7 separate regions of the Mus musculus genome follow, and all the other regions are linked to region 3. A link is a loop called in an ENCODE intact Hi-C map of the cell type or tissue named here. Cell type or tissue: heart. All regions are shown on one strand. Each heading gives the region's core, and the rest is flanking DNA. Links, peaks and the distances in the headings are about the cores only.

Region 1 (4,363 bases), core at 280-4,279, 180 kb before region 3:
TTGAGCCAGTGCTCAGGAATATAAAATAGTATATAAATAGTATATAAAATAGTATATGCTTAGGGTGTTTAGTTAGTAGAGTGTTCTAGTTAAAGACCACATTGATATGGTATCCAAAATACTAGGATGCTAGAGTTTCTAGTGCACAGCACTGGTGTAAGCATTTTAAGCAATGCAGCACAGTGGCTTTCGGACCTGCTAACTTTCATCCCCTCTTCCTGGTGCTCACGGATTCACACTTCACCAGTAAAACTCTTACCTTCCGATCATGTCAGCAAGAGCAGCACCCCAAACCTACAATTCTCCAAATCCTAATGGTAACTAGAGCTGTCTTTCAAAAACCGTACAATGTTTCTTCTCTCTTCAAAAGTCTGTGATGTCTAGAGAACCAACCTCACACTTCTCCACATGACTCTGCTCTTCCAGGGAATCCACAGTGTATACACGAGTTTTCATTTTACGGTGCTTACCACTGCCTCCCACTGTACCTAGGCAAAAGCCCCTGCCTAGAATTTTTGATTATTCTTTCCAAAGTTCAGGCCTAATTTAAATATTCCTGTTTCCATGAAAGCCTTTCATATGAATTCTTCCAGAAAATAATTCACTTTTGTTATTATTGCATTTGCTTATTATTAATTCATTGGTGTGTAAATTTGTCATCAAACTTACAAAGCAGATAAAAACAACATATAAAATGTATAAAAATACCATAAGGAAATCCACTATTTTGTACTTTGATATCACTACTAAAAATAGAAGATTAAAATTCTGTGACAGTGAATCATTGAATAATACATAGTAAATGAGCCAGCATTTGTGTGCAACAGAGGTATTAGAAAAAGAAGAGGGTGTAAGTAGAAAAAATTACTCAAAGAAATACAACTTGAACATGTCAGAGCTTTGTCTGCTCACCATTAAAAGGCTAGAACCAAATATAAAGAAAGTACAGAGGGGAACACCAGGCACATTATATTAAGCTGCTGGAAACTAAAGCTGGAGAGAACACACGTGAACCAAGAAGAAGAGGCATATGAGTTATTACCAGCCATGAGAAAGAAGGTAGACCTCTTAACAGACATGAAGAAGATGAGAAGATCGTGGAACGGTAGCTTTAAACCAACCTAAGTTCTTACTGTTTTGTCCACTGGCATGTATCCCCACCATGGACAGAAACTCGGGTACCATACCTTCCCCATCATAAAACTGAGCCAAAATAAATCCTCCCTAAACTTGCTTCTTGTCAGGCATTTAGTGACAGCCACAGGGAAAGTAGCACAGCCAGCAGCATTATCAAGCTTATATTCCCCCTGTGCCTCCATTAGCTGGTGACTATTTGAGTTTATTGTAGGATGCCATCGGGCCAGTGACACTGTCCCTATAAAGTGAGGATATAGTCAACTGGATGAAGAACCAACCTATCACATAAAAGAAAATGTTTATGAATTTTATAACTAATATACAAACAACTCAAAACAAATATGTTTTCAGTAAGTAAAGGACCAAAATGAACATTTTTTGAAGAGATATGTACAAATGGCCAACAGAGGGATGAGAAGCTGTTCATGACCATTAATCATTGGGGATTTGCAAATTGAAACCATAATGGCATCTTATCTGACACCTGTTATGACAGACATTATCCAGAAGTCGGGAGACAAATGTTGACAAGGTTTTGGAGAATAGGAAACCCTTGGGAATTGTTTGTGTGGGTAAAAATTACTGTGAACTTGTAGACAGCAGAGAAGTTCCTTATAGTTTACAGTTTTAGAACAGTGAGATACTGACGCTTGGGGCCATTCTTATTAGGAATGGTTCAGTGTTGGAAGATGCTTACTCACAACCCTGGCATCTAGCCACTAGATGTCAGTAGCATTCTCCCATGGTGTAAGGACATGGACCATGTCAGGAGGGTAGGTATCTAGGGTTCTGGAATGCCCCCTAACACTTTGCCTTATTCTGATCCAATTCTTTGACTCCTGTGCTGGTGGCATGGGCTATTTTTAATTCCATGGACAATTGTATAATCTGAGGCTCTTAAGTCAGGAAAAGTAAATCCATGTCTGGGATATTTGCCGGTTCAAATTTAATTAAAAGTCAATCGCTGCCTCTTACAGGACGGAGGAAGACCAATGCTCTCAGTTTGCTACCAGGTGGCTGGTTGGTGTCTTGAAGGAATGATGCTGTATTTGGAGTTCAGTGTCAGATTCTGTTGCCATCCTGGGTGTGTGACAGTAATAGAAATTGTACCAGCCTCAGTAAATGGAAGTTTGTGTGGTTGGGCCCCTGCAAACCCTCCATCCTCACACATGGTTACTCTGTTCATGTGCCCATTCAAACACTGGAGTCTCTGATGTCAGAGGATGGCTGACACTGACTGCTCAACTTGTCTACTCTAAAAGACTTCTTGTTTAGTGACTGTCCCAGAGTTGGTGTTCTTCCTTAGACATTAACATGAAACACAGACATCTTCATCCCATTTTTTTCCATCCTCATTCCATGACCTCAGAACTTCTGGCCCTTAATCTTTCCATCTACCTCTTGCCTAACTCTTGGTCACTTCATGGATTTGTGACGCAGATCATTTTTTTCTAAACAAAAAGAAATTCGTTGTGCTGCCACAAGAGAGACCCCCCCCACCTCTCATAGAGAGTTCATAGTGAGTTCTGTCCATCTTCATCTTGAGCTACAGCTTGCAGTCCACGCTTCCTCCTTTTCTCTCTCCATGCAGCAGATGTAGCAGAAGCATAGATAGCACTACCCACATGTTGTTGAGGAGATTCTGTGTAGTAAGTCGTGATGGCTGAGATGGCAGTGTGGGGCACCAGGATGTGCTGCTCGCTTAAGGCCTGGAATGATTGGGCTGAGCCCTGTGCATCACATACAGCTTGAATCTAATTTACTGGATTCAAATATATTTTTTCAACTTTTCATTCTTATTTTTACCATCCTAAAATGAGAGCTGGAAAACAAATCTCTTCTTCTTTTTCTTTTTTCTTTCATTTTTTTATTAGATCTTTTCTTTATTTATATTTCAAATATAATATCCCCTTTCCTGGTTTCCCCTCTGAAAACCCCCTATCCCCTCCCAGTCCCCCTGCTCACCAACCTACCCACTCCCGCTTCCTGGCCCTGGCATTCCCCTATACTGGGGCATAGAACCTTCACAGGACCAAGGGCCTCTCCTCCCATTGATAACCGACTAGGTCATCGGATCATGGGGTCCCCAATGAAGGAGCTAGAGAAAGTACCCAAGGAGCTGAAGGGGTCTGCAGCCCCATAGGAGGAACAACAATATGAACTAAACAGTACCTCCAGAGCTCCCTGGGACTAAACTACCAATCAAAGAAAACACATAGTGGGACTCATGGCTCTAGCTTCATTATGTAACAAATCTCTTCTATTTCTGCCATCCTTTGAATGTAAACCTGTTGTGGTAAATCTCCAACCCAAATAAGCCCAGGCAATAAAAACACAACTCAGTTAATATGAATACATGCTGTGCGCCTATATTGGGCAGATCTACTGCTACACTACCATCTTCCCCATATAAGAGACCCCTTATAACTTGCAGTTTCTCCAGGCCAGGTGCTTCTGCTCCACTTTCCTTCTTCCTCCTCCTCCATCATCTCTCTCTCTCTCTCTCTCTCTCTCTCTCTCTCTCTCTCTCTCTCTCTCTCTCTCTCTCTCTCTCTCCCTCCCTCCCCCTCTTTATCCACCCAATCACCAGCTCTCCAGCTCTAGCCTTTATTTATAAACTAAGGTGGGAAGCAGGTTTACAGGAAATCACCTGAGTGCTGACTCATTCCTTGTTCACAGCCCCTCACAGGAGAATGGAATTAACATCAAATATAATTAGCCCCAGGGATATCCACAACATAAACCTAATTTTGTAATTTGACTGCTACTGAATCCTGGCTTTAAGATTGAGAGATTTAGCAATAGTCTTATCCGTGAACAGCTCAAGAGACCTTTTATTACTACAGTGAACAATTGAGAAATCATTACACCCGGGTCTTCAAAGCCATAACAACCTCTCTGTAGTCACAAAGCAACGTTCTAGGCATTCTGCCTTCAGTTTCTTGTTCCAACTGGTTTCATGAAGTTTAATAAATTTCTAGTTGCTACATGTAAACTATAGGATAGAGGATTTCCACTAGAGCGTCCTTCTAAGTGAACCACCCAAGCTCTCTGGCCACACTGACAAAGAGAAACCCAAGCACATCCACACCACTTTCACTGACCACACTTGGAACCCCTAGTGTGCTCTGGTATGGTTAGGTATACAAGAAAGGAGAATCATGGCTGGGTTTTCCTAAAGCCAGACTCTGGAGTGAACTTTTCTGGTTTTGACATCTGATTAACT
Region 2 (4,363 bases), core at 171-4,170, 110 kb before region 3:
GAAACACTCTTGAGATTTAATCTACCTTTTGCCATGCTTTTGAAAAAAAAAAAAAAAAGAAATATTTTTGACATAGGTTTTCTTGTGAAAGGTAGGCAGGGATCATTTCAAACCTAAATAATGACTCTTCTAAAATTCTAAATCAGAGAACTAAATTTCCTCCAGATGGTACTTTCCTGGCAGATGGCTGCTGTGATGTGTCCCATCTGAAGGTGCAGTTTGAGGGCACACGGGGTCTCAAGACTACACTGACTTTCCAGTCAGTCCTGAACAGTATTACAGCTAAGCAGATTGGTCTCAGTGCTAATACCCATGTCACCAAGTTAAGAAGAAGTTGTGAAATTATGATCTCGGCCGCAGATACAGGCTTTTCAAATCACATAACCGCATACAGGGGCGTGCACCAGTAAAAAGTGGTCAAAAATTAGAAAATTGTCTTATAATTAGACTAATTCCGGCAGCTCAACTTACTTCATAGTTGAAAATGATGAGCTTTGATCTTAGCTTCAGTTAAAAACCACCCTCCTGGGTAGTATTTCCTTTTCTTCTGTAATTTAAGCCTTTAAAAAAAATCGATGTCAGCAATTTTACATCCTCTCTCTGCACCTGGCAAATTGCTGCTTCAGACTCACAAGTCACCCTGAGCTCTTTCTTGGCTCTCCTCAGCTCTCAGTTCTCAGAGAGCATTGTGGGCAACAGTCTCTGTGATGAAGATTGTCTTCCGAACACCCGTTGTTTATGTATTTCATGTGGCTTAAGTTGCCCCTAGCTGTGAGAACTGGGAAGGTCACAAGCTAAAGACTGACCTTCACATGAAGGAAAAGCTACAAGGGATGGTTTCAAAAGAAACACCCATGTCCTGGCCAGAATGGAAGGTAAGGTCCCCACACACACTGGGAGAGGAAGGTGGAATCTCAAGAATTCTGGATGTCCTATGATAAATACAGTTTTAAGTTGCTGATGGATCATAAAAGAATCTCAACGTAAGAATTTAAGTTTTGAGATCATGAAATAAGAGGAAACAGTGTGTAAAAAACCAATAAAGGAATCTGAAACCTGAAGCCTTCACCTCTATTTGGCTAGCACTCGAGTCATAGTGCTGAGCGCCTGTTCATATCCTTGGCTTTTTATTTAGTGTTTCGGGTGATACCAAAGCATTGTTGACAATATCATTTTCCTTGAAGCATTTATATTTAGGGAGAAATTCATGGAGACAGAGGAATAAATGGACTACAGTTGTATCGGCATCCCCACCCACTACCTCCACTGGAAAACCTGAGATAAAGAATAAGGAGGCAATTGAGTGTGGTCAGGGAACAGTCTGTGATGGGGGGAAGGTGATGGATGACTGAAGCATGTGGGGGGCAGGGTGGGATGCTTGCTATGCAGCACTGAGATGGATGGGGGAAGAGATGGAGAGACAGGACTGTAATGAGAAAAGGCCAGTGTGAGATGACAGATGCTGTATGTCTACAGAGAGACCATATGTTAGGACGTGTAAGCACATATAGGCTATTGGTGGCGTCCAAACAGTCTAATGGATAACAAGTTCACAGTCTACATAATGAAGGCCACATGCTTTCTTCTATCCAATTAAAGCATGAATAAGAAAAGCCTATTTGAAAATTTTTTGTGGTAATCTTAAAAATATTGCGGAAGCTTGAGCCTTAATTCTAAAAATCTTTTTTATTAAATGGTACAGATTTTACCTAATCTTTATTAATAGCATGGATGATGCTGCTAATATTATATGAAAATAATATTATCTAGTGTTTCATATAATATATTGGGTGGTTATTTTACAAATGTTTCAGTAGAGGTTACAGTTATTGGTTCAACACAATGTGATTCTGTCCTTTGTTTGTCCATGTTCTCTGAGCATTCTCTGCATGCCAAATACTCAACTGAACACTCAGGACACCAAGAGATAAGAAACTCTATGATTTCTGTGTCCAGTAGGAGGCAAGCATATGAATGGATTGTGACTCCAGCTCTGGCAGAAGTGTGGGCAATGTCTCCTTAATAAGGATGATGGTTTTGTTTTCAGCATCGTTTCATCAGAGATCATGATGATACAAGACGCATCAGTACTCCAGGATATGGCAAGAGCCATATATTCACAAAAGCGTCCCCATGATTTGTTTATCCAGATGTCATGGCGTGTGGCTGCACAGGTGATCTGACCTGTTCGAGTCTTGGAACTACGTGCTAATAAGGAGGAAAAAAGCTGTTACAGAAGTTCCTAGAACTGAAAAACATCTACAACAACTAATGGGTTTCTGGGAGCCTTGGTTTCATCTATCTGTCTGTGTTTGTTTACATGTCTGTCTCTTTCTGCCTCCCTCCCTCTCTCTCTCTCTCTCTCTCTCTCTCTCTCCCTCCTCCCCTTTCCATTCCCCATTCATTAGATGAAGTAATTTAAGAAGACATAGGAGGTATTTCAAGGGCCTCCCACCTTCCTTCTACTTTACAGCATAATTAGTAAATGATGGCATTTTAATGAGCTCGAATCCTTCCACTAGAGATACAATGAAAGACCTGAATGAAGATGTTGCTCAGACAACTGAGTCAGACTAAAAGTCATTCTCACTGACTTGAAGTGGAGTTAACGACAGCCATAGTAAATCAGACTAGCATCCTCTGTTTACAGAAAAGGGCAAGGTTAGAAAGCAGGGTCAAGAATGTGGAAACCAAAGGCTGTGAAGAGGAATACAAATGCTAGCAATTGAGAAAGAGCTCTGTGCACACAGAAAGGATCTCGTTAGCAAGCAGTGCACTGTGGACAGGTGGAGCTTACCGATGGGGTCAATCATGTCGTGCAATAGAAGTCACCCTCACTGTTCATTGTTGTACATATCTTATTCGACTTTTTACCAAAGCAGAGTTAAACCCTCAAGACTCTTTCCAGATGATGAACAGCAGAAAAAGGGTGGAAAGTACAATAAGAATCAGCTGGCTTCAAAACCTGCTCTATCCTCCTTTAGATGACAGGCTCTTCACGATGGAACCTTACCACTATGTATTTAAGCTCTCATCTGGAGTGAGCTGATATTGTAGCACCTCTTATGTGATGCTTGACAGAGACAATATAGTCATAAGAACTCCTTATGCCTAGAAAGTTCTACGTTCCTATCTGTTAAAATTATTTTGTGTAGGATTGAAAACTTCACACAAAGCCCCTGACTTGGCCTAACTTAGACAAAACTAGACATGATCTGGTAAAGGAAAAACTGAACGGGATAATTTCTTCTTTACATTGTGTACGATAGTCTATTGAAAATATTTTACACTTTTTGCAAGAGCCACAGATTATGACATAATTAGCACCTAACCCTGAGAAGATCACTGTAAATGTTTTTGCAATACCAAGAACATTTCTTGGTGTTCTCGAGAGGGAATGTAAGAGTTAAAGTTAACTGTAAACCCTACATGCCCAAGGGCATGGGAACTTCCTGGAAAACAGCAAGTCACGTGTCTCCTAAACAAGTTTCTTTAGGAGAGTGAGACTCCATACTCCATCTACATGTTGAGCAGAAAATACATCAAGATGTATGTTTGCCCCTGATTGGGCCTAATGGGATATAAAATGAACTGTGGGTTTTGTGTTCTTAAGGCCTAAAAATATAACTCATGGCCCCTTCCTGAGAACCTGAGGGTTTTTCCTGGCCAGTATTGAATTAAAGCTTGCTTCTGCTTTGGCTCAAAATTGTGGAATTGGTCTTTTGCAAATTTCAGGATTAACATTAGTCTTTTAAACATTTACATCACGATGTCTGAATGGGCAATGGTACTGAACAGGTGCCATGGCAACCCCGGGTCTCTTTGGTGCATGCTCCAGTTTCCAACATAAACTGTAGACAGGCTCCAGGAAAAGCATTTTAACGAAACAGAAGCATCACGAAGCTTCACATTGTTCAGCCTGCTCGATAAACCACTAACAAGGTGGCCAGTTCCCAGAGAATGACAATAACATTGCTTGCCCTAATTTGACAAGAACCAGGACATGAGCAGAAGCCCATTGCTCTGGTCACTGAAATAGTCACACAGCTGTTTTGTGAAGTTAGCCAGGGGCAGGATGTATAACCTCTGGTTCTCTGGCATTCTTCATGTGCCTTAGGAGTCTGAAAAGAATTGTACTTTCCGTTTACAGAACTCAGTTTTTAAATTTTATCCTCAAGGTATAAAATGGCTCCTCAGACTGATGCCATAGTGTTGATCTTTAATTAATGTCTCTGAACGTCCACAAGGGTCTTGTTAAACTTGTGCATTTGTATAAATATCATTTCACAGAATGCAGTTTTAAAAATGTTTATTTCTCTTATAATATATTAAATGATCATTTGGGAACATGTTACTTTGGGAA
Region 3 (4,363 bases), core at 224-4,223:
CCGTTTGGGCAAAATTAGCATTTATTGTTTACATGGAAGAAAGACCTTCATGGTAGGATATGTTCAGACATTAGTAAGTCCACGATTAGATGAAATTTAATGCTACAGTTGTTAACTTCCTCACACAGGCATGAGTCACTGAGAAAATTCCCTTGTTATGAGCCTGCCATTCCTAGACGACACGCTCAAACCTTGCCACACACAGTTACCGCAGAGATCATTCCATTAACAACATGAACCGAGACATGGTTCAAAGCCAATCACTCCACACCCAAAGGGGAGCGGGCAGAAGCTTCGAAGTCAACTCTGCATTCAGGGTACCTAGTTTAAGGAAAGTGCATTTTCAACTAAGACAGGCTCATAAAATACACTTGGTAGCATCTATGACGACACCCTAAGGCTTGTCTATTGAGGGCCACTCACGACAAGCCCATGGTTACCGTGGGTATCACTTTGGTGTGGGTAGCCTGCTGCCCTCTTTCATATTTATTCATAATGGCAGCTTATCAGTGAATGGTTTTTTAAGAGCTTTTTACGATGTCTGTGGTTGGTCCCATTCTCAGCCTAAACAAGACAGCACAGTGTTGGGCATGGACCTTCCCAACGTGGGATAAAGCTGATGTCACAGCAGAGCACACCCTGACGTGAGCCTCTGGGACCCAGCCATCATCTTAAGTCATCTTAAGTCCTGGTTGAGGGCATTGGTTCATCTGTGGGTAAGAAGCAACATGTCATCCCAACCACACAACTTAACTGGTGACGATGGAAATAAATATATCTTTAAGTCCAAATTTCTCTTCTAATTTAGACCAGTAACCATTATCTTTTGACTTCACGTTTATCAGAGTATAATATCAGGAACAGAGTATCATGCTAGCGTGGCTGAGGTGTTTTACATGTCTCTCTGGAAGTGTGTTTCAAAAGTCTAAGAGAACCTGAGATAACTATCTAAAGGGCAGACACTGCATATAGAATGAGACGAAACGCAAGTCTGGAAGCAAAGACAAGGGTACTGTTTTTAGAAAAGCCAAATTCAACTTCACACATTCCTGTGCCACCTCTAGCTACAGTCACGTTATGTGAACATCCTTGCACCTTAATTCCCATCCCTATAAACTGGGAAGAATAATACCTCCTAGGATTACAGTGAAGCTGAAGTAAGAGGCTGTATGTAGAGAGCCAGGTGTTGGACTTCCCTATAACCATAGCACCTCTGGACCCTACAGCCAGAGGAGCCTGGGCTATGTAGCCAGCTTGGGCTACGTAACTAAACTAAATCAACAGTACAAGTAAAGAGCTTTGTGAATGTGTGACATCTAGTCCACGCACCTTGGAGCTTTAAGGAGTATTCTAGTTACGTTGATCAAATAAAATCTGAATCATGTGTTTGAATAACAAAAGAAACAAAGCACCAGGCAGCCCTTCCCTTGCTTAGCATCTGATATGCCTGTTTAAGCAGAAAGCTGTTTTCTTCTTTTCATATGGTAATAGCTTTGATCTAGGAGATAAGATACCTTCTCTGAAAGCCTTATTTAGTGTGCTCAGCTTTAAACTTGTGACTCCCCACAGGCATTCACACAAAGGGAATAGTCCCCTGGGCTGGTAAATGCCGGGTATAAGACACATACCTAATCCAGAGACCCCTAGCATTGCAAGTCCAGGGCTCAGACCACAGGCACGTTTCCAAGGGTGAACAGATGGGACTCTGCCTAAATTTATCCCACACCTCACCAAAATTCTGGGGTGTGTTCATGTATAGTTATCAGCTGTCTCCCACTACTTTCATTTACTTCCGTTCCTTGGAATAAACACTCCATCCCAATTTGTTCCTCCTAAACCTGTTGATTAGTCCCTCCAAAGTACACATTTTAATAAATGAGTATCTCCCTTCTAGATTTACATAACCTATCACATTTCATATTGCACTTAATTCAATTGGAAAACAGGGCCAGATTCTCCCTCATTCGCAATACTTTTGACTTGCCACCTGTAAGAGAAGGCTGGGGCCTTAGCAACACTTGTGCTCTCTATCGCCACCTGCTGTTAGCACAAGCCTAGAGTCAGCGGAGAGGACTAGCCCAGTTTAACTTGAGAGAATGTGTAGGGAGTACCTCATTAAGACAGAGTGTCCTCCCTCTCCTCCTCTACCCCAGACTACAGGTTCAAGCAAGGAAATGAGCAGGCAAATGTTAAACAAACCACACAGAGTAATTGCCTTCTGACCAATACCTTTGCGTCTGAAAATATCCTAAGAAAATTAGAGAATTCATTATAAAAGAAGAAAAAAGCAGGAAAGCAATGAATGTAATTTCCATAGCAAACATCCATGCTTCCTTCCAACTTCTAACTCCCTGTGAGAGGGCACACTCCTTAAAACTTCATCAGAAGCAAATAGGTCCAGGAAACCAAGCCACGGTCCCTGAGGGTTTTAGAAAAATATTTATTACTATTTTTCAAAAAGACTCTGGCATACGCCCCCTGCCCCGCTTTTCTGGGAGGGAGAGGGGTGGAATTCATTTACATGACTGAACCTAGGACACACCAGAAACACTGGGAAGCCAGTTCCCCAAGGATCCTAGGACAAATCTCCCCGTTTCCAGATGCCCTTATAGGGCTAGAGTCATACTTCCTATAATGCTGACAGCCCAGTGTATGTGTCGCACATGGGTTTTGGCTTTGAGTCACGTTCCACCAGTATGTTTCCCTGAGACTTTTGATTTCCTCTTTGAGGGCTGGCACTGACTTCCTGCTTGCTCTTATAAGAAAATGTCTACAACTGAAAACTGAAAATCTGCAAGATTCCTTCCTTAAGTACACAAACACTCCAAGTCTGGTCACTTTGCTATTGTTCTGCTGGATTCTCTCTCTGTCTTATCGCTGATCAAGTAACCTTTTTAGAGGGGGGGCAAAAAACATTGTACAAGACTCAAGCAAAAGAGCTGAGTACATCATCTCACCCATGCATACCGTAAGTGGCCACCTTAGTGAATTCCTCATCTACTGGGAGGGTTGGTTGGGGTAGAATGTTCTCTTGAAGTCACTAAGTAAACCCCTGTTTAGAAGTCAAAACAACAACTTCCTTCTCCATACAATTTCAAGGATTTGTTTCTCCCATGCTGTCAATCAAAAAGGTTGGGCTAGGGCAGAGTTGGCTGAAGTTGTAAGAAGCTGCTACGTTCGTTTTACTGCCCAGGTGCACACAAACATTTGCTGAGTCATTTATAAGGATGTAAGAAGTCAGGTCCCATGGCATGAACCAAGGCTGGTGTGTCAGTCTTTCCTTCTGGATTTCCTGGCACTTAATGACCTGCATCATAATAAAAACATACTTTCCAGTCTGTGAATGTCTTGAATGTCCTCTGTCACACACCCTTCTCCTTCTGTCCCATCTTGTCTGTATGATTTGTGGAGAGGTAGTCTTCTGTCTTCACCCTTTCAAGTGTTTTGATTATAAAGCTCCAAGCTACATTTCAAATGCACAGAATATTCTGAGATTTTCATGAGTTGGTTGTATATTTCAATAATCTAGTTCCTCTTAGTTAATTATTAAAAACCATCCATTTGGAACTAACTATGGAGTTACTGAGAATTTGAGGTGTGAATTTTATAGTAAAACCTAGTATTATAATGCTGACACTTTTTAACAGTAGTGCAGGATGATAATATACTCTAAATGGAAGGTGGAAGGGGGGAAAGGCAAAGGGAGAAAGGGAGAGGCAAGGGAAGGAAGAAGAGAGGTGAAAATTAAAGTTAAAACACAACGCATCTGTTTCCTGAGAAGTTAAAGGTGGTTAATCCTCACTGAGAGCAACGAAATCGAGACTTCTTATCTTCCTGTTCTGAGTGGGCGTCGGTCGGGCTTCTCTCTGTGACTTCCCTTAGCTTTATGAATGGCCGTTCTAAAAACACTGCCCAAGTTACTCAATTATAAAAAGCCCAACCACTTACCCCTGTGACTGAGCCTGCCCCCTGGATACAGCAAGCCATTGGTGGCTCTCAGGTGGACTTGTGGTTTCAGAGACTGCTCCAACTCTCCTGGCTCCCCTCATCACATTGCAGGCTAGAGAGCTCACCTCAGAGCCCACATCCCACCCCAGATGAGCCTCACCCTTCCCTTCCCTTCCCTTCCTCACTCATTCCACCTTTCTGACCATTGCTGGTAGATATAATTGGGAGTTTAAGACTTGAAAGATTTCACTGTGGCTTCCCACATAGTTTGGACTTTAAAAAAAAAAATATCATCAAAGAAGACAGCAAAAGTGCAAGGCCAAGTTGCCTATACTACACATGTGGCTACTCACATAACTTGCCATGTTCTTTCTTTAAATAGGAAGTCTCGGGCCTCTTCTCTTTGAGGAATGCT
Region 4 (4,363 bases), core at 245-4,244, 97 kb before region 3:
TTCTATGCATGTGTGGCAATCACAACTGCAATGGTCTGACCTAGAGTTTGTATACTTTAGTCACTTTAAAGGAAAGGGGATAAATGTCATAGCTGTGACTCATGCCTGTCTCAGAACAGGAGCATGGCCTGTACAGGGAGACCTGTGGAAGCTCTGCCTTCTTGGGGCGTGAGAGGAAAACTGGAAGCAGACAGAATGGCTTCCAAAGATGTCTTAACACTTAGAGAAACGGTCAAGTGGGTGCAGAAAACACTTATATCCCAAATCAGTAAGTTCTGGAAATGTTAAGATCTGTTTGTAAAATGCAGAACTCATGGGGAATTCATTTCCAACAGATTGCAGGATAGTTATGAACAGTCAGGAAAATAATTGATTACCATTGGAACAGGTTTTTTTTATAACTAATATTTGATCTTGCTTTCAAGTGGTCACTTTGAGATCTTCCATGAACTGCCTGTTTAAATAACCAACATACACTGTGCTCTTGCTTTCCCCACAAACCTCCATTTGTTTTTGTCCCTTAATCTTAACATCCATAGTTTTACACAGCACAGTCATAGTTTTACAAAGTGCACCACTCAAGAGTTACGAAAAATGAGCCGGGCATGGTAGCTCACACCTTTAATCCCAGCACTCGGGAGGCAGAGGCAGGCGGATTTCTGAGTTCGAGGCCAGCCTGGTCTACAAAGTGAGTTCCAGGACAGGTAGGGCTATACAGAGAAACCCTGTCTCAAAAAAAAAAAAAAAAAAAAAGAGTTACGAAAAATTACTCTGCCTCCAGGAAGGTCTATATCTGATCCCCACCAGATCAGACACCGAGCAATAAGAAATTACCATTGCTTAGAAATGTGATTTAGAACATGAAAAATTGCTCTCAATAAGCCTGTGGTAACTAAACCTACTGTCACCCAGCCTGGCTGATGACAAAACTATAAACTCTTGGCTCTACCTTCCTCAAATGTGTTTTCTGCTTGTCTCTCTACAGGAGTGTTCCCTGTAACACCAGGATAGCAGAAAAGAACTATTTTCTGATCAGCGTGTAGTACAGTTCTTGCTGCTATTTCTTAAAAAAAAAAAAGTATCAAAAATATCAATGACATGCATTTCTTTCAGATAGGGGGAAGTCTGTCTGTGGTTTAGCTAGAGGATTTATTGATAAATTTTCAAACAAAGGAGGTGAGAAAGGAAATAGGCCATCTAGAGCAGACCACATAATATATCTCAGTTCTTTTCATCCTCCTAACAACACAGTTATTACATTTAATACACAAGAAACCTAAGCGCCAAAGGACTCAAGCATCTTAGATGATTCACACAATGTCTAGGGAAAGGAGACTTTGACCTGAGCCTACATCGCCGCCTTCCCTTTAAATCTTCATTCCTTTCTCCAGGGTGGTCACAGACAAATTCTGCCCAAATTTAACCTAAGCCCTTGATCGTTTAAAGGTTAAAACCTGTCTCTGTTCAGGGAGTAAATCCCAGAAAAAGCCCTGCATGCCCAGTGCTAGCTGCATGTTTAACCTGGAGATTTGCTACAATAGCAGCCCCTCTGGAAACTGGCCAGGTCTTTAGCCTCCCTGGCACACAGCACAGTGACTCAGGTCAGACTACAGCCGCTCAGAACAAACCCTTCAAAACAGGACCTCAAAAATGTCAATGACTAAGGTACTATTGTTCTCAAATGACCTTGGTTAGGGGCAGAGACCACTCGTGTTCATAAAATAAAAAGCAATGCAAGATGAGAACGTTATGCTGATTGACTTCACTGTTTTCAAGATTTAAAAATAACATTTTTTGAAATTGTTTTGCTTTTGTTTTTGTTTTTATAGCGTTATCAGCTGATTATGGGATAGTCTGAGAAGTGGAAGTACTCCTTCAAATCTTGTTTCTTCCTCTTCTGAAGGACATAAAAGCTAAGCCTTCAGTGAAGTTGCCCTCTGAAGGCCAACGGGAAGTATTTGTTTTGTCTTATGTGTAAAACCGGAGTTAGCATCCAAAAGAACTAGATGTCCCCATGAAAAATGAAAAAGATCATGGTAAACAGCTGGAGAGAGCAGATAGCATGTTGCCCTGTGTGCATTCCTCACAGGCCCCTCACGCTGCTCCCTTCAGACGGAGAAAACATTTCCTGCCTCGGTGCATAGCAGAGGAAGACAAGAGGCCTGCAATGACCTCAGAAGGCTCTGGCAGTTTTCCAAAGGCCTTGAGCAGAATTATCTCAAAGCTTCTATCAATGCAGTGAGCCTTTTCGGTATGGTGTGGAACACTTCTGCACTCAACAGGATAGATAACAGTTGCTGTAGAGGGTCCTCTTTACAACCAATGGAAATATGTTCATCAGTGATGCAGAAGAGGGCATCATTATTAATAATACGTTTCTCTAACCTTCTTCACTCCTAGCCCACCATAATTTTTTAAAGGCAGACAGTAATTTAATAATGCCCATAATATGCTATAGAATATAATATATCCTGTCATTGAATGAATAATAGTAGTTGACATTATTCAAGCACGTGCTGCGCCTCTGGTACTGAGCTTAGAAATAGAGTACGAAGCATGCAAGTCAATGGAGCTGCTAGCCTATTCCTTATTCTGTGAGCCAGAACTTCTAGGGAAGCTCTAACACAGATCAGGGGTCAAACCTGCTCCCTCAGCATTTATAAGTCGATTGATTTAGATGTGTGTAGTACATATATAGCTAAGCTACTATAGAAGCATACAATAAAACTCAGAAATACACGAGAGTATGATAAAAAACTTAACATGTTGGGAAAGCAGGTATTTTTTAAAGGGCATGCAAGGCACACACAACCAAGACAGGGCTAAATAGTGTGCTTTAAATAATATTAAAGGGAATACAGAATTGAGAGGTAGAGAGAGCCATTTTTGAAGCCAGTCAGTGATGGTTCCTATGCAGCATGGCTTGCTGTGGCCTAAGGAAAAGAAAGCATCTAGGAAGACTGGATAAGAGAATGAGGACCACAGAAAGGAAGCACGCTGCCCATGCTGAGCAGTGAGCTTTTATTCCTGCACCCATTAGAGTGTTGTTAGAAGTCTACACAGAATCCACGTGAGCCATTAACCATTAGGTTATCTTTTGTTTGTTTGACTACTGTACTGGCTAGTTTTGTGTCAACTTGACACAGCTGGAGTTATCACAGAGAAAGGAGCTTCAGTTGAGGAAATGCCTCCATGAGATCCAACTGTAAGGCATTTTCTCAATTAGTGATCAAAGGGGAAAGGCTCCTTGTGGGTGGAACCATCTCTGGGCTGGTAGTCTTGGGTTCTATAAGAGAGCAGGCTGAGCAGGCCAGGGGAAGCAAGCCAGTAAAGAACATCCCTCCGTGGCCTCTGCATCAGCTCCGGCTTTCTGACCTGCTTGAGTTCCAGTCCTGACTTCCTTGGTGATGAATAGCAGTATGGAAGTGTAAGCTGAATAAACCCTTTCCTCCCCTACCTGCTTCTTGGTCATGACGTTTGTGCAGGAATAGAAACCCTGACTAAGACAACTACCAAGTTATTTCCTGAAGAAGGGCAAAGAGAAAGAAGAGGCCACATCTGTTACAAAATAATGAGAAAGTAGAAAAAGAAGATAAAATTAACAGGTACAGAATATTAAATGCATGCATGATGATACGATTACCAAAACCTAAAGGGGACTCATCTCCTGAAGCTTGGGAAAGAGAAAGGGAATTTCCAGCACCAAACATGGGGCTACCTTTGTTTTTCTACAGCTGATCCTCCCCATGGCACTTCCATCTAAGTCTCTTGCTCCCCAGTGACTAGAATTTACATTTATAGTCCCTATTCCTGTCTCTGGGCTCTACATGGAAAGCCCATTCTTTTTCTTTTGCATCTGCTCTCAGACCACACACACTCAAACACACACACTGACACACACAGATATTCACACACAGAGACACGCAGGCAGACACACACACTCACACACACATGCACTCACACACACACGTACACATGTGTGCCATTAACCATTAGGTAAAGTTTTGTTTGTTTGACAACTAAGTTATTTCCTAAGAAAGGGCAAAGAGAAGAAAGAGGTCACATGTGTTACAAAATAATGAAAAAGTAGAAAAAGAAGAGAAAAAATTCTTCATACTTTGGATTTACATACTTTGTAGATCCTTAAGCAACAACATGAGAATTTCCTCAAATTACATCATCTCTTTTATTTAAATATTTTGTATTAGATATTTTTGTTATTTACATTTCATATGTTATCTCCTTTCCTAGTTTCCCCTCCAAAAATCCTCTACCCCTTTCCTCCTCCCCCACTGCTCACCAACCCACCCACTCCTGCTTCCTGGCCCTGGCATTCCCCTATACTGTGTCATAGAACCTTCAC
Region 5 (4,363 bases), core at 173-4,172, 260 kb before region 3:
CAACACAAAACATAGAACATTCATTCATACAGACTGGACACGAACATACATGAATTGAACACGAGAACAGATTGGTGCACCGGACATTAGACAAGACACAAAAGGGAACAGAGTACTCCTGCTATAAGGCCCAGAGAGATATTTCTCTCTGCTTTTTGGGACATTTTCCTCCCTTATGATGCATTTTTTATTAACTGGGGCAATCCGCCTATTCCTTTTAATAAACCCTTTCTTTTCTCACACCTCATGTAGCTTCGGAGAGCTACGGCCTACCGCCTATTACCCAGCTCCTCACTGCTGAACCTAAGTGAACCAGCGCTCGGGTTTAACGCTGTCTCAGCTTAGCCCATACCTTCTCCGGTATGAATTTCCCTTATCCTTTATTTTATGGAGCTCCGAACCAGCAGCGTCTCTTCCAAAAATCCTTTGCCGTTTCTCAGTCCCGCGTTGGTTCGCCAATTGTTGTGTCCGGCCAGCAGACCACAACCTGGGTTCTAGCCTGGAAAGGCATTTTGGAAACCTGGAAGAGAAGAGGGGCTAGGTGGCGAGAGAAAAGAATGTAGCCAAGACAGTTACTCTGATCAAGGCTCAAATTTTATTGTTGCGACACTAGTTATGAAGGAAGGGGGAGGGGACCCGATTCCCGCCGAATAATCTCTGGTCCAGTAGAAAGGTGCACGTGTGTGGCTCCTCAGGTTCCAGCAGTGGGCGTGGCAGAACGAATGAGCAGGAAGCTCCACCCCGAGCAAGCAGGTTTCAGGCTGGGGGAGGGGAGACTACAAAAGTAATCATGCTTTTAAAAATCTGGGAAATGTTTCCAAGCATGTCAAGCCTGAGCCTGTAGCAATCCCTTCTTTGACATCACACAGCTATAGATGTTCCAGCATGTCTACCTCAGTTCTGATCAGCAAGAGAGATGTGGACCATGGATACCACATGCTGCAGAAATGTGCATTCCAGATGCTGGTGAGCCTTTCTCATGATATACCCTTCAAGTACAGATTGAACCATGTAAAGATGGTAAGAATCCAAATGAGACAGTATTTTTATTTATACCATGACAAGAAGGAAAGTCTATTAGCTCAGTATGATAAAAATCAGATGTGATCTTTATTCACAGAGTTTCCATTGACATCCGTGACCAAGAATGGTCACAGACTTGCACTGTTGCAACGAAGACCTGACGAGACGACTATTCACCAAGCATCTCATTCTGTGCCTCTCCCAGGAGTTTCTTTTGCACACTAGAGGAGCAAGTGTGCAATTGCTACAAGCTCAGGACTAATGCAGGTTCAGGACCCATGTCACTGGTGTTTAGGTTTAGGGTGAGAATCTGCTGAAATCTATTCCCATGACCTGTAAAAAATCCAAAAGTAACCCTCATCAGTCCATTCCCAGACTGTCTGCAAGAGCTGGGCACGTGGTCATCCTACTGTGATGACAGATAAGAACACTTGGTCTACCAACATCTTTTCGTCTTACGTAGAACTGTATACATTAATAACTGAAATTTCCCTTTAAACCAAAAAAAAAAAAAAAACTATTTTCTTTATAGTTGACTAATCTATTTGTCCATGACTCCCTCCATGACTTTGGTTATTTATTTGCATCTCTTTTCAGCCTTGAACTCGATCTAAGTGCTGTGGATCCTTCAAATCCTTTCTTTTGCCTCTAAGATTCACTGTGCACTTTTCAGGTCTCTGAGTCTCTAGAAGCAGAGTAGATTCTGGGAGATCCCAGTGCCTGTACAGGGAAGGGCGAACAGTACACAGCGATGCCTGTGTACTGCATGAGGAGGGAGGCCACTGAACAAGAAGCAGTTTTTCACGTACTTCCTGGTGACGAGTAAAGACAAAGTTCAGCGATCACGATCACAAGTGGAATTACCACTTTGAACCCCCAATACCATCTCCCCAAAATGGGGAAAAATCATTTAACCTGAAGGGAAGTAGTTACATGAGGAATAAAGACTTGGGAGATAGCAGCCTTTTAAGAAGACCTGGACTCCAGGGAGCTCCCAGAGACTGAACCACCAACTAGGAGCATACAGGGGCCAGTCTGAGACTCCTGGCACTTATATAGCAGAGGTCTGCTGGTGTGGCCTCAGTGGGGGAAGATGCACTTAGTCCTGGAAAGACTTGAGGCCCCAGGGAAGTGGAAAGGTCTGGAGGGAACCCCTATCAGAGGCGGGGGGTGGGGGGGGGGCAATGGGATGAGGAATTGTGGGAAGGGGGACAACAGACTGGAATGTAAATAAATAATTAAAAAGACAAAAAAAAATGATGTTTCTCATACATGGCCACAAGGTGGCATGAGGAGTCCATTTAGCTTGGTTGTCCTGTACCCAGTAGGAGCTAATGGGGAATAATGGGCAAGCTGCCCCGGGAAGGGGTTGGGGGGCAGAGAACAGGACAGCATGGCTGAGGAGTAGGGCAAGAAGTAGGGGTGTTTGCAAGTTGGGAAGTCCGGGGATGGCTTTCCTTACAGACTTTAGTCCCCTCTCTCTTCCAAATGCTCCCCTTCTTGTCTCTCATCTCTCTTACTCTACACCAACCCTGCTTTCTCTTTCAGTTGCCTCAGAGACCGGGTTTCTCTTTAGAAAAATCACCACCCCACCTCGGTACCTATTTTCTCAGCCATGAAATGTTTACTAAGAGTCCATGTCTAGTGTAGAATGCAACCACCAAGTCCTAAAGTCTATGCTCAGCGATCCATCCAGTCTAATTGCCACTGCTGAGCACAGTACATCCAATTCTTCCCTTATTCAGCTGGAGAATATGGAAACGTGGAATGATATCAAAAGAATATTCCACCAGCTTCAGCTGCTTGGAAGAACATGCCTGTCAGTGCTTCAACATTTTCCATCTGGCCTGTCAACACAGGCTGCCAGAGCTGGCCAGTGTTGGTGGAAAGCAACCTGGAAAACCCCCTGCAGGGTACCGCTTTGCCCTTTCCCAGAGAAAGGCCTGGGCATGAAAGGAGAGGCTTGCTGTGACTACCTACCGGGAGAGCTACATTCTTTGGAGACATTGTTTTTTCTACTGGTTTACAGATCTGAGATTCAGCAGTCCAAAAAGGCACTTAGAAAACTTTATTTTCCTAGTAAACATTATCCGCCCCTAGGACAAGTTCTTCTCTGTCAGGCTGCCATTACTCAGCCACGTTCTTCTAGAGCTACCTCATGGGCATCTGAAAAAGCTTCCTGATACACTAATAAGCTTCTCTCTCGACTCAAAGTTGCTTTCTTGTTCCTAATGGGGGCTGAGCCTACAGATCTTCTCTCTACAGAGCTGCTGTTCTCTATGGAGATGAGTCAGTAGCCCCATGACTGAGCTTGCAAGTCCTTCCACACCCAAGGAAGAGGAGATGATGTTCCCCCTGATAGTTTAAAGAGACTATGGATTGCTTTTAGAAGAGGCCTTGACAGGAAGCAGAAATAGAAACGATTGTAAGTATTCAGCAGAGGTAGTGGCTCCATTTCAAGGAGAGGAGCCTTGGTCCTAGAGTTCTGAGGAGAGCACTGATAAAACCAAGCTTCATTGAGTCTTTAGTAAGTGCTATGCATGGTGCTTAGTCTTTCCAGTGGCTCCATGAGTTGTCTTATGTTACCTGCACTTTATGGCTAAAACAAACATGGCACACACAAGTTGTCTAAAATTATATAGCTTTTCAGTGGCTGAGGGAGGATTTGTAAAAAGTAAGACCAGTTGACAGGACCCAAGTCATTCTCTCAAGTATAACATAATATGTGTTCTGAATATGTGTTCATAATATGTGCTCTAAACAAAAGCAATTGTTCTGAAAAAAAAAATGAGACCAGCTCATTTCTTTAGCACTTCATCTTTGGGGGCTGTCCATTTGAAAATTTTATGGATTTGTGATACTATTCTAAATCGGAAAGGAAAAACCAAGTAGAGTGAGCAACAAAATAGACCCAAATCAAGGCTTTAAAGCAGTGGTCCTCAATCTTTGGGTTGTGACCCCCAAAGACCATCCGAAAGCTCGGATATTATATATTATGCATAACAGTACTATATTACAGGTATTAAGTAGCAACAAAATAATCTTATGGTTGGGAGTATCTTAGTTAGGGTTTCTATTGGTGTAAAGAGAATATGCCCAAAGCAGCTCTTATGAAGGCAAACATTTAATGGGGGCTGGCTTACAGTTTCAGAGGTTTAGTTCACTATCATGGTATAAAGCAGGGCAGCCTCCAGACAGACATGGCGCTGGAGAAAGAGCTGAGAGTTCTACATTTTGTTCCACAGGCAGTAGAAGGGGACTGTGTGACACACTGGGTGTAGTTTGGGCATAGGAGACCTCAAGTCCACCTTTATAGTGACAAACTTCCTCCAACAAGGCC
Region 6 (4,363 bases), core at 251-4,250, 210 kb before region 3:
ACACACATATACATAGAGATACATACACAGACATACACATAAACACACACAAATATAGACACACAGACACGTATATAGACATACATACACACACATACATATATATAGACATACATAGACATACAAACATACACATAGACATACACAGAGAGACACACACATACACACATACACATGGTTTATATTAGAAACAATTTTTCTTCTGCTTAATGAATCTTTGAAAGCTTGATCATGAAGTTGTAAAATCCTGAGGTCCGAATGGCAGATTTGCTCCCCCGAGTTCTGAGTTTCCTGTGAAACTGAGCATCTGAACTGAACAAAAATGTCCTTTTCTCAACCAAAAATGGGATGCCAGAGGCCTTTGGGGTGAGTTTAGAGATCATGTGCAGGAAAGGTCTGTGTGGTTTCTTCTGCCTGTTCTTCTGGCAGAAGAACCCAGCTGCTGGTGTTCAGCTAGTCTGAGTGGCTCTAACCTACATTTCTCATTCTTTCTTCCATCCCTTCCAATCTGCAGTGACATCTACTTCATTCACAAATTTTAGGGTTGAAGCTGTCCTTTTTTGGTAAATTTTAATGTTTTGTTTAGTCACTGAAATTTTTCTTCTGCCCTACATCAGAATGAGAACTGTTTAGTGGGAGTTGACAGCAGGCTGTGTTTTATGCCTAGGCTGCCCTATCAGAGCATAGACATATCACAGGATCGCAGATGCTCACACACAAATAGTTTGGAGAATGTGAAAGTTCAGGAGATGAATGCAGAAAGCAGGGGAGGGGCTTTGTACTTTTACAGTCAATGTGCAGACTCATCTTCCTAAGACACAAGTGGGGAGGGGATCATCTAGGCAGCTTTGAAGATGAAAAGAAATGCAAGCAACCCATAAAACTTGCAGATTCGGACATCTTCCAAATGGAGAGGTGATGCTGACAACACTGACAAGAATGTGATTTGTAGTCTTATAGCAAACATAACAAACAAGAAAAGAGGGGGTGGAGAAAGGAAGAAAGAAGTCCTTATCAAAACTAGCCCATTTTACAAAGAAAATACCAGATATATTAATAAAGCCAGATCTCAGTAGGCCCTGAGACCGTACTGACACTGTGACAAAGTACCATTCAGGCTGTAAAACTCTGCACGTAAGCAGTACCACCTGCCAAAACTAAAACAAAGGCCCAATTCATCCAAGTCCATAGTTCTGGGAAAGGCTCAAAAGGTACTAATCTTGATTTCTGGTTTCTGCAGTTCTGCTCTAGCTAACTGTTCTTGTTAACTGAAGTATGTCTGCCAGAACATGTTTTCTATGCTTAAAAGCTCACCCTGAAAAAGGCTCATGGCTACACTGGGATCCTGAGCATCCAGTGTGGTTGCCTACTGACTAATAAAGACTGTCTATTGGCTTAAACCTATGTCCAAGCACTTTTCCCTGGCGAATACCCCACAACAATATCATAAAAATATCAATTAAAATTAATCTCACAGATAATTATTAATTAATTCACTTAGTAAGTGAATTAATCCAGTTGATAATTTAACTAGTAATTAATTAATCCAGTTGATAATTTACTAATTAATTAGTTAACCCAATTGGTGAGTGGTATTTTAATTCAAACAGGTATGGTCTCCTTTGCTAGGCCCCCTCTATCATGAGCCTTTAATGCTCAATGTTCTTTTACTTGTAGTTGTTCAAATGAAGTGCTTACTCACATAACAAGGCCAATATTCAATGTATCTTTCCTTATAAACCATGAACAAAGCTGGGGGCGGGGTTGCTGGCACACACCATTAATCCCAGCACACAGGAGGCAAATGCAGGTGGATCTCTGAGAACTTGAGGTCATCCTGGTCTACAAACCAAGTTTCAGAACAGCCAGGACTACATAGAGAAACCCTTTCTCAAAACAAACAAAAACTAACCAAACAAACAAAAACCATGAAAGAGACACCTGAACAGCTATGAAATTGCATGTTAAGCAATTCTGGCCATCCTGTAGAAGAGAAAGCTTCATGGAATTTTGGAATTGCATTCAAACTGATGAATCTATTTCAATATATATGCATATATATGTACATATGATTATCTATTTGTCAAGTTTTGATAGACAATGGCATGTTTAATACACTTAGGGAAATAAAGCACACAGTTTTATTTCACCGTCATAGCTATAGTACTCCACCCTGACCACTAGGTGGCCACCCGGGCCCCTGTCTTCTGCCAAGACTTTTCTCCAGAAGCAAAGAACCCTGCAACAGGATTTAAGTTAAGGAAGGGCCGGGCTTTCAGAATTACAGCACTGTTTTTATAATCGCTTTTATTGACCTCCAGGCCAGAAGCTGAGCCTTGAGGGATGTGCATGTGTTCATGTGTTCAAAGAATTTTCAACAACACAATGTGTAATCGTTTTCAGTAAATTCACAATTAGCAGATTTTGTTTGTTTCATTGAGATACTATAAAAGGTAATTTTTATGGATGGTCAGGAGTTTTTCTGACATATTCTTGAAAGAGAGAGTGTGTGTGTGTGTATGTGTGTGTGTGTGTGTGTGTGTGTGTGTGCATGTGTGTGCTTGTGCATACTTATTTCATTCTTGTCTGGGTACATATGTGTCTATAGTTGCTTATGCACCAGTATGCATACATGTTTGGAGAGGCTAGAGAACAACTTAGAACCTCTTTCCTCAGATAGCATGCAGCTTGGTTTTTGAGACAAGATGTCTCACTGATCTGCATCTACTGGTTAGACCCAGTGGCTCCCAAGTCCCACGTATTGCAAGCCCATCTCTTCTTCTCCAGCCCTGCGTGCCACCATGCATGGCCTTCTATGTATGTTTTAGGAATTAAACTCAGGTTCTAATGCTTGCAATTGCTTTGCCTTTCAAGCCATCCCTGCAGCCATATTACATTCCTAAGAGAACATGGGACACTGAATCTCACGAAAGTCCTTTCTTTGGCAAGAAGATAAATCAAGTATTTACAAAACTTAAGAAATTCATGTTCCACACTTGAAGTAATATTTCATCATGAAACCAGAATTGATCCAATAGGATGAAGACTTTGGGCAGCTCTGTGGAGATAACCATAACCTTTACCCTGATTCGTAGCGATTTGTAGAAAATGCCCTCCTTTCATCCCATTTAAACTGGATACCAACTCTTTTCCTCTTTGTTTAAAAGAATCTTTCTTCTTCCTTTTACATTTCTTTTTACATTTTATTGTAAATGTATGGGGGTTTGCCTGAGTGTATATCTGCCCAGCATGTTGATGCCTGGCACCTAAGGAATTTAGGGGACGATGTTAGATCCCCTGGGACTAGAGCTAAGCATGATTGTGGGTGCTGGGAACTGAGTCCAGGCTCCTCTGCAAGAGCAGCCATTGCTCTTAAGTGTGGAGCCATCTCCCAGGCCTGTGTTTTCATCACTTAGGAAGAAAGAATTTTTCAGCACACAATGTAAAAAGGCATGAAATACTGTCTCGGAATAGATTCATTCCTGATTCAATATCCCAGTGACTCTGAAATTATAGGAGAGCAAATCTTACCATCATCATCCATGCTATGGACGTGCAGCTGAGTTTTCCAGTTTAAGTTATTTTCTTTATGTTGAACACATATTTTTGTGTTTTTCTCCACATTATTTGCTTCAAATGTTGTTATATTCCTTCTTCATGCTTGAATGTTGTGATGACTGATCTCACTTGCCAATTTGTTCGGATCTGGAATGACTTGAAAGATGAGCTCCTGGTTCTGGGAAACAAATTTATGTTGTTTATAAGTTGTTGGGTTTGTAGTATTTATTTGTTATTATAACAATTTGAACAGACAAAGAAGTGTACTATGGATGATCCCCAACTTAACCGCGGTTAGATTCTGTGAGTATCTTTACGATGATACGAAAGCAAGAGCTTTCATTTGAAAGAATGCTTTGAATTCTGGCCTGGTCTTTGACTTGCAACATTCAATATGGTTCTTGTTTGAGACGGTGAGCAGAAGCAGCTCTGAGCATTCAGAGGATAGAATGTTCAGTCTTCATGACGACCCTGTGAACCACTGATATTCATCATGGGATCAAGGAAACTGAAGCACAGAGCAGTTAATACAGTAACCAAGGGGTACACAGTTAGGAAATATAGTCAGGACTCAACCCAGACAGCTCGGAACCAGAGTCCACATTCTTAATTATTGCCATATGTGTTTGAAAGAAAAAGTTTAAACCCCAAACCATATTAGAACAACAGAGAAGGGAGCTTTCACTAACTAAAACTGTGGGAAAAACTTGAAAGTTGGAAAACAAATAGAAACAGAGAAGCACTTGGTAAACAATGAGAGCAGGAGGCAGAGATGAGGTGGGTGGGGAGGAGACAGGAGCCATGG
Region 7 (4,363 bases), core at 131-4,130, 280 kb before region 3:
GCTGCTAGTGGAAGACTGACTTCCAGGCAACTAGGGTGAGGATGTTATGCCTACACCCACAGTGACACACTCATTCCAACCATGTCACACCTATTCCAACAAGGCCACACCTCCAGATGGTGCCACTTCCTGGTCCAAGGATATACAAACCATCACACAGACTGAGCAAGCCCTTAGTAGAAAGTCAGCAAGCAGCACCCTCCATGGTCTCTCCATCTGCTCCCGACCCCATGCTTTTGCCCTGCTTGAATTCCTGTCCTAATTTTCTTTGCTGATGAACAGCAATGTGGAAGAGTAAGCCAAATGAATCCTTTCCTCCACAACTTGCTTTTCTGTCATGGTGTTTTGTGGCAGCAATAGAAACCCTGAGACTTCCTCAGAAAATTGGACATAGTACTACCGGAGGATCCCGCAATACCTCTTCTGGGCATATATACAGAAGATGTTCCAACTGGTAAGAAGGACACATGCTCCACTATGTTCAAAGCAGCCTTATTTATAATAGCCAGAAGCTGGAAAGAACCCAGATGCCCCTCAACAGAGGAATGGATACAGAAAATGTGGTACATTTACACATTGGAGTACTACTCAGCTATTAAAAGGAATGAACTTATGAAATTCCTAGGCAAATGGTTGGACCTGGAGGGCATCATCCTGAGTGAGGTAACACAATCACAAAAGAACTCAAATGATATGTACTCACTGATAAATGGATATTAGCCCAGAAACTTAGTATACCTGAGATATAAGATACAATTTGCAAAACACATGAAACTGAAGAAGAATGAAGACCAAAGTGTGAACACTTTGCCCCGTCTTAGAATTGGGAACAGAACACCCATGGAAGGAGTTACAGAGACAAAGTTTGGAGCTGAGACAAAATGATGGACCATCTAGAGACATACACTAGCAAGAGTTTGCTGAAAGGACCCTGATATAGCTGTCTCTTGTGAGACTAGGCCCGGGCCTAGCAAACACATAAGTGGATGCTCACAGTCAGCTATTGGATGGATCACAGGGCCCCCAATGGAGGAGCTAGAGAAAGTATCCAAGGAGCTAAAGAGATCTGCAACCCTGTAGGTGCAACAACATTATGAACTAACCAGTACCCCAGAGCTCTTGACTCTAGCTGCATATGTATCAAAAGATGTCTTAGTCGGCCATCACTGGAAAGCGAGGCCCATTGGACAAGCAAACTTTATATGCCCCAGTACAGGGGAACGCCGGGCCAAAAAGTGGGAGTGGGTGGGTAGGGAAGTGGGGGGGAGGGTATGGGGGACTTTTGGGATAGCATTGGAAATGTAATTGAGTTAAATACGTAATAAAAAAAAATTAAATGAAAAAGAAAAGAAACCCTGAGACTAAAAGCATTTTTAAAAAAGAAAAGAAGAGAAGAGGAAAAAAAGAAAAGAAAAGAGAAGAAAAGAAAAGAAAAGGAAAGGAAAGGAAATAAAAGAAAAGGAAAGAGAAGAGAAGAGAAGAGAAGAGAAGAGAAGAGAAGAGAAGAGAAGAGAAGAGAAGAGAAGAGAAGAGAAGAGAAGAGAAGAGAAGAAAAGAAAAGAAGTATTCTGTTTTCAAACTGAGAGTTTGGAGGCAGGCTAGGGAAGAGAGAGCTCTGGCTCTTTGCTGCAATGCAGCTGTAATTGTGGAACAGGCGCCATCGTGTGGCACAGACGAAAAATGATTCTGTTGCCCGAGCTTCACGTTCACATTCTTGCTGTTAGAACTCCTGAGCTAGCTCAAAACGAATTCTCCAGTTTCAAAAACATCTCAGTACAAGATACAGGCATAAGAAGTTTGTTTTCTGTTTGTTTTGCTCTGTTTCGTTTTTTGTTGTTTTTTTTTTTTTTCAAACACTTGAAACTTTCTGGAACAATCCAGAATGGCTCTAAGCTAGTGAGAATTTAGGTTTGTTTTTGAGTAAACGATGAGCACAGCGCCCTCTTGTGGTTCATATGTTACTTTTCAGACAGAAAGATAAATTTGTGGAATCAATCCCAACTTTAGAAAGGGAAGACCTGATTAAAGGGTTGTAGGAAGAAGAGAGGAAGAAGCAAGAGTTTCTGGTGCGCTATTGCAAAAATAGGGAGATTTCAGATAATGTACTGTACATCTTTAAAACACAAGAAAGGATTTGAGAAGTTTCACGACAAATTAGAATGTAGTATGACCAGCTGCCTTAAGCTCCTGTCTGTCTGTCTACTAGCTATCTATCTACCTATCATCTCTATATATCTATATATTTATCTCTCAGCTATCTCTCTAATATCTACGTACCATCTATAATCTATCATCTATCTGACTATCTGTACCTATCTATTATCTGTCTATATATCTATATTTCTATCTATCTCATCAAACTAGCAAAGTAGCCAAGACTGGCCTTGATCCTCTGTGTCCAAGCCCTCAGTGACATGATTATAGGCATATACCCCCATGCATGGTTTAACTGAAATTTTAAACTTCCCGTTATTCTGTCATAAGACAAAAGATAAACGTCATTTTATACACTTCTTGAAAGAAATTTTGTGCAAACCTGTAGTGACTAGTTTTGTGACACTTGACACAAGCTAAAGTCATCTGAGAGGAGGACACTTCGATTTAAAAAATGCCTCGGTAAATTTGGGCTGCAGGCAAGCTTGTAAGTCATTTTCTTAGTTAGCAATTTATGGGGGATGACTCAACCCACTGTGAGTGTTGTCGCCCCTGGGAAAGCAGTCCTGGGTTCTATACGAAAGCAGGCCGAGAAAGCCAGTAAGCAGCATCCCTCCATGACCTCTGATTTGGCTCCTGCCTCCATGTTCCTGCCCTTTGGTGATGAGCAGCACTGTGGAAGTGTAACCGCTATCCTCCTCAACTTACTCTTTGGTTATTTGGTACTGGCTGACTCTCTGTGTGTTGACACAAGCTAGAACCATCCATCACAGAGAAAGGAGCCTCAGCTGAGGAAGTACCTCCATAAAATCCAGTTATAGGGTATTTTCTCGATTAGCTATCACAAAAGTCATTGCAATAATAAGCATTGTGTTATTAGCCCGGTGCCAAATGGCGTGTACAGCATAATTAATTCTTCCTTGAGAAGTAGTTCGGTCTTTCACAGGTTAAAAGCAAAGGATCAGGTTGAAGATGTAAGACTACCGCGCAAAAACCGGGCGTGGTGGCGCACGCCTTTAATCCCAGCACTCGGGAGGCAGAGGCAGGCGGATTTCTGAGTTCAAGGCTGGCCTGGTCTACAAAGTGAGTTCCAGAACAGCCAAGGCTACACAGAGAAACCCTGTCTCGAAAAACCAAAAAAACTACCTCCCAAGCAATGATAAGCTGCCACGCCCCCTTCTTTAGGCCGTGCCCACCCCACACACTGCTCTGTAATGCTCTGGTCCAGTGTCCTGCTCTTGAGGAGGTAGAGTCTTGCTCTGAAGGATCCAGGGAGTCAGTAAAAACTGAGACGAGGATCTGGAATGTGGCTCTGTAGATGACAGGCTGCACTTCGTTTTCTGGTCGGCCTGTCTGTCAAGAATGGGAATAGGAAGTGATTCAGAATAGCTGCACTTTACCGCCATAGCATGAGCTGTTCCGGTACCAAGGCATTTCTAGTGTGTTAATAGTTTAATATGATTAAATAATAAGAAAAACGATTATTTTTCTTATTTAGAAACTGTAGGGGGAAAAGACCCAATAGCTGGTTATATGACTATAGTTTGGATCAGGAAAGTTCCTAAAAGACCATTGTTCAAGACTTGATTCTCAATGTGGCACCGTTGGAAGGCAGTGATGGCCTGGCCTAGATGATGCGGGGTCCCTGTGAGAGCTATTGCCATAGAGGAGGAAAGGAGGAATTCCTTTGGAGTAAGTAGACCCGACCTCTTTTTTTTGTCTTTTCTGGCTATAGGGTATGCAATTTCGGACTATTCACACTCCCACAGTATACTGCCTTGCCCTAAACCCAAAAAGCAATGGTGTAACCTGTTGCGGGGAATATTAAAAAATGATGGAACCGCACGTTCCCCCACTTTTGCCTCTAGCCCAGCATTCTGGCCAACCATGCACTGGTGTGCAACCTATTTTTATCTTGTGGAGATTCTGACTCTGAACTCCACAATCTCTCCACACAGTTCGCTAGGTTCCCACTGGCGAGTCGCTACCATGCCAACCCTGTGCTTCAAATCCCCCACGGCCTTTGTGGAGCACCTTAGGCAAACCCACGCTTGGCCACTGTACCTTTCTCTCTTGAACCCCGAGGAGCCGCCACGTGAAGGAAAACACAACACAACCAGTCATGCACCAGGATCTCTAAAATCATGAGCTGAGTTAACCTCTTTTTCTTATTAATATTATCAAGATTATTACTATAACTATAAGATTA

What was found. Hi-C counts contacts between places; a loop is a spot of excess contacts. Peaks named below come from ENCODE experiments on the same cell type or tissue, not always from the same donor. Only the 100,000 strongest peaks of a DNase experiment are listed, where the experiment ranks them.
Region 1: it touches region 3 in a loop (7-fold over the local background); 11 of 42 quality-filtered maps call a loop at or near these places.
Region 2: it touches region 3 in a loop (2.4-fold over the local background); 5 of 42 quality-filtered maps call a loop at or near these places.
Region 4: a loop joins it to region 3, with 2.0 times the contacts of the local background. A loop is called at or near these places in 5 of 42 quality-filtered maps.
Region 5: it touches region 3 in a loop (2.0-fold over the local background); 3 of 42 quality-filtered maps call a loop at or near these places.
Region 6: a loop joins it to region 3, with 5 times the contacts of the local background. A loop is called at or near these places in 12 of 42 quality-filtered maps.
Region 7: a loop joins it to region 3, with 2.0 times the contacts of the local background. A loop is called at or near these places in 2 of 42 quality-filtered maps.

Annotation. Positions count from the first base shown.
Region 1 is chr10:24,408,305-24,412,667 of GRCm38, forward strand. All of the region lies in intron 3 of Gm15270 (predicted gene 15270), which reads right to left. Among named protein-coding and RNA genes, the nearest start is that of Gm40615, 50 kb to the right of the region's middle. In heart, for the core only: a CTCF peak has its summit at 1,856 (motif pointing right); no DNase peak of the experiment used is centred there.
Region 2 is chr10:24,481,840-24,486,202 of GRCm38, forward strand. All of the region lies in intron 3 of Gm15270 (predicted gene 15270), which reads right to left. Among named protein-coding and RNA genes, the nearest start is that of Gm40615, 23 kb to the left of the region's middle. In heart, for the core only: a CTCF peak has its summit at 1,943; no DNase peak of the experiment used is centred there; H3K27ac peaks cover 694 bases.
Region 3 is chr10:24,589,298-24,593,660 of GRCm38, forward strand. The region is part of intron 1 of Gm15270 (predicted gene 15270); the gene reads right to left. Among named protein-coding and RNA genes, the nearest start is that of Ccn2, 4.0 kb to the right of the region's middle. In heart, for the core only: a CTCF peak has its summit at 2,036 (motif pointing left); DNase peaks (open chromatin) are centred at 2,044 and 2,664; H3K27ac peaks cover 1,474 bases.
Region 4 is chr10:24,491,998-24,496,360 of GRCm38, forward strand. The region is part of intron 3 of Gm15270 (predicted gene 15270); the gene reads right to left. Among named protein-coding and RNA genes, the nearest start is that of Gm40615, 33 kb to the left of the region's middle. In heart, for the core only: no CTCF peak of the experiment used is centred there; DNase peaks (open chromatin) are centred at 1,564 and 2,114; H3K27ac peaks cover 967 bases.
Region 5 is chr10:24,330,663-24,335,025 of GRCm38, forward strand. It overlaps Gm15270 (predicted gene 15270), which reads right to left. Exons shown (of 5, transcript NR_163910.1): 5 at 1,026-1,356. Among named protein-coding and RNA genes, the nearest start is that of Moxd1, 110 kb to the left of the region's middle. In heart, for the core only: a CTCF peak has its summit at 2,313 (motif pointing right); no DNase peak of the experiment used is centred there.
Region 6 is chr10:24,379,926-24,384,288 of GRCm38, forward strand. Gm15270 (predicted gene 15270) reads right to left here. Exons shown (of 5, transcript NR_163910.1): 4 at 3,532-3,736. Among named protein-coding and RNA genes, the nearest start is that of Gm40615, 79 kb to the right of the region's middle. In heart, for the core only: a CTCF peak has its summit at 2,167 (motif pointing right); no DNase peak of the experiment used is centred there.
Region 7 is chr10:24,310,608-24,314,970 of GRCm38, forward strand. No RefSeq gene overlaps it. Among named protein-coding and RNA genes, the nearest start is that of Moxd1, 89 kb to the left of the region's middle. In heart, for the core only: CTCF peaks have their summits at 1,744 and 1,951 (motif pointing left); a DNase peak (open chromatin) is centred at 1,674.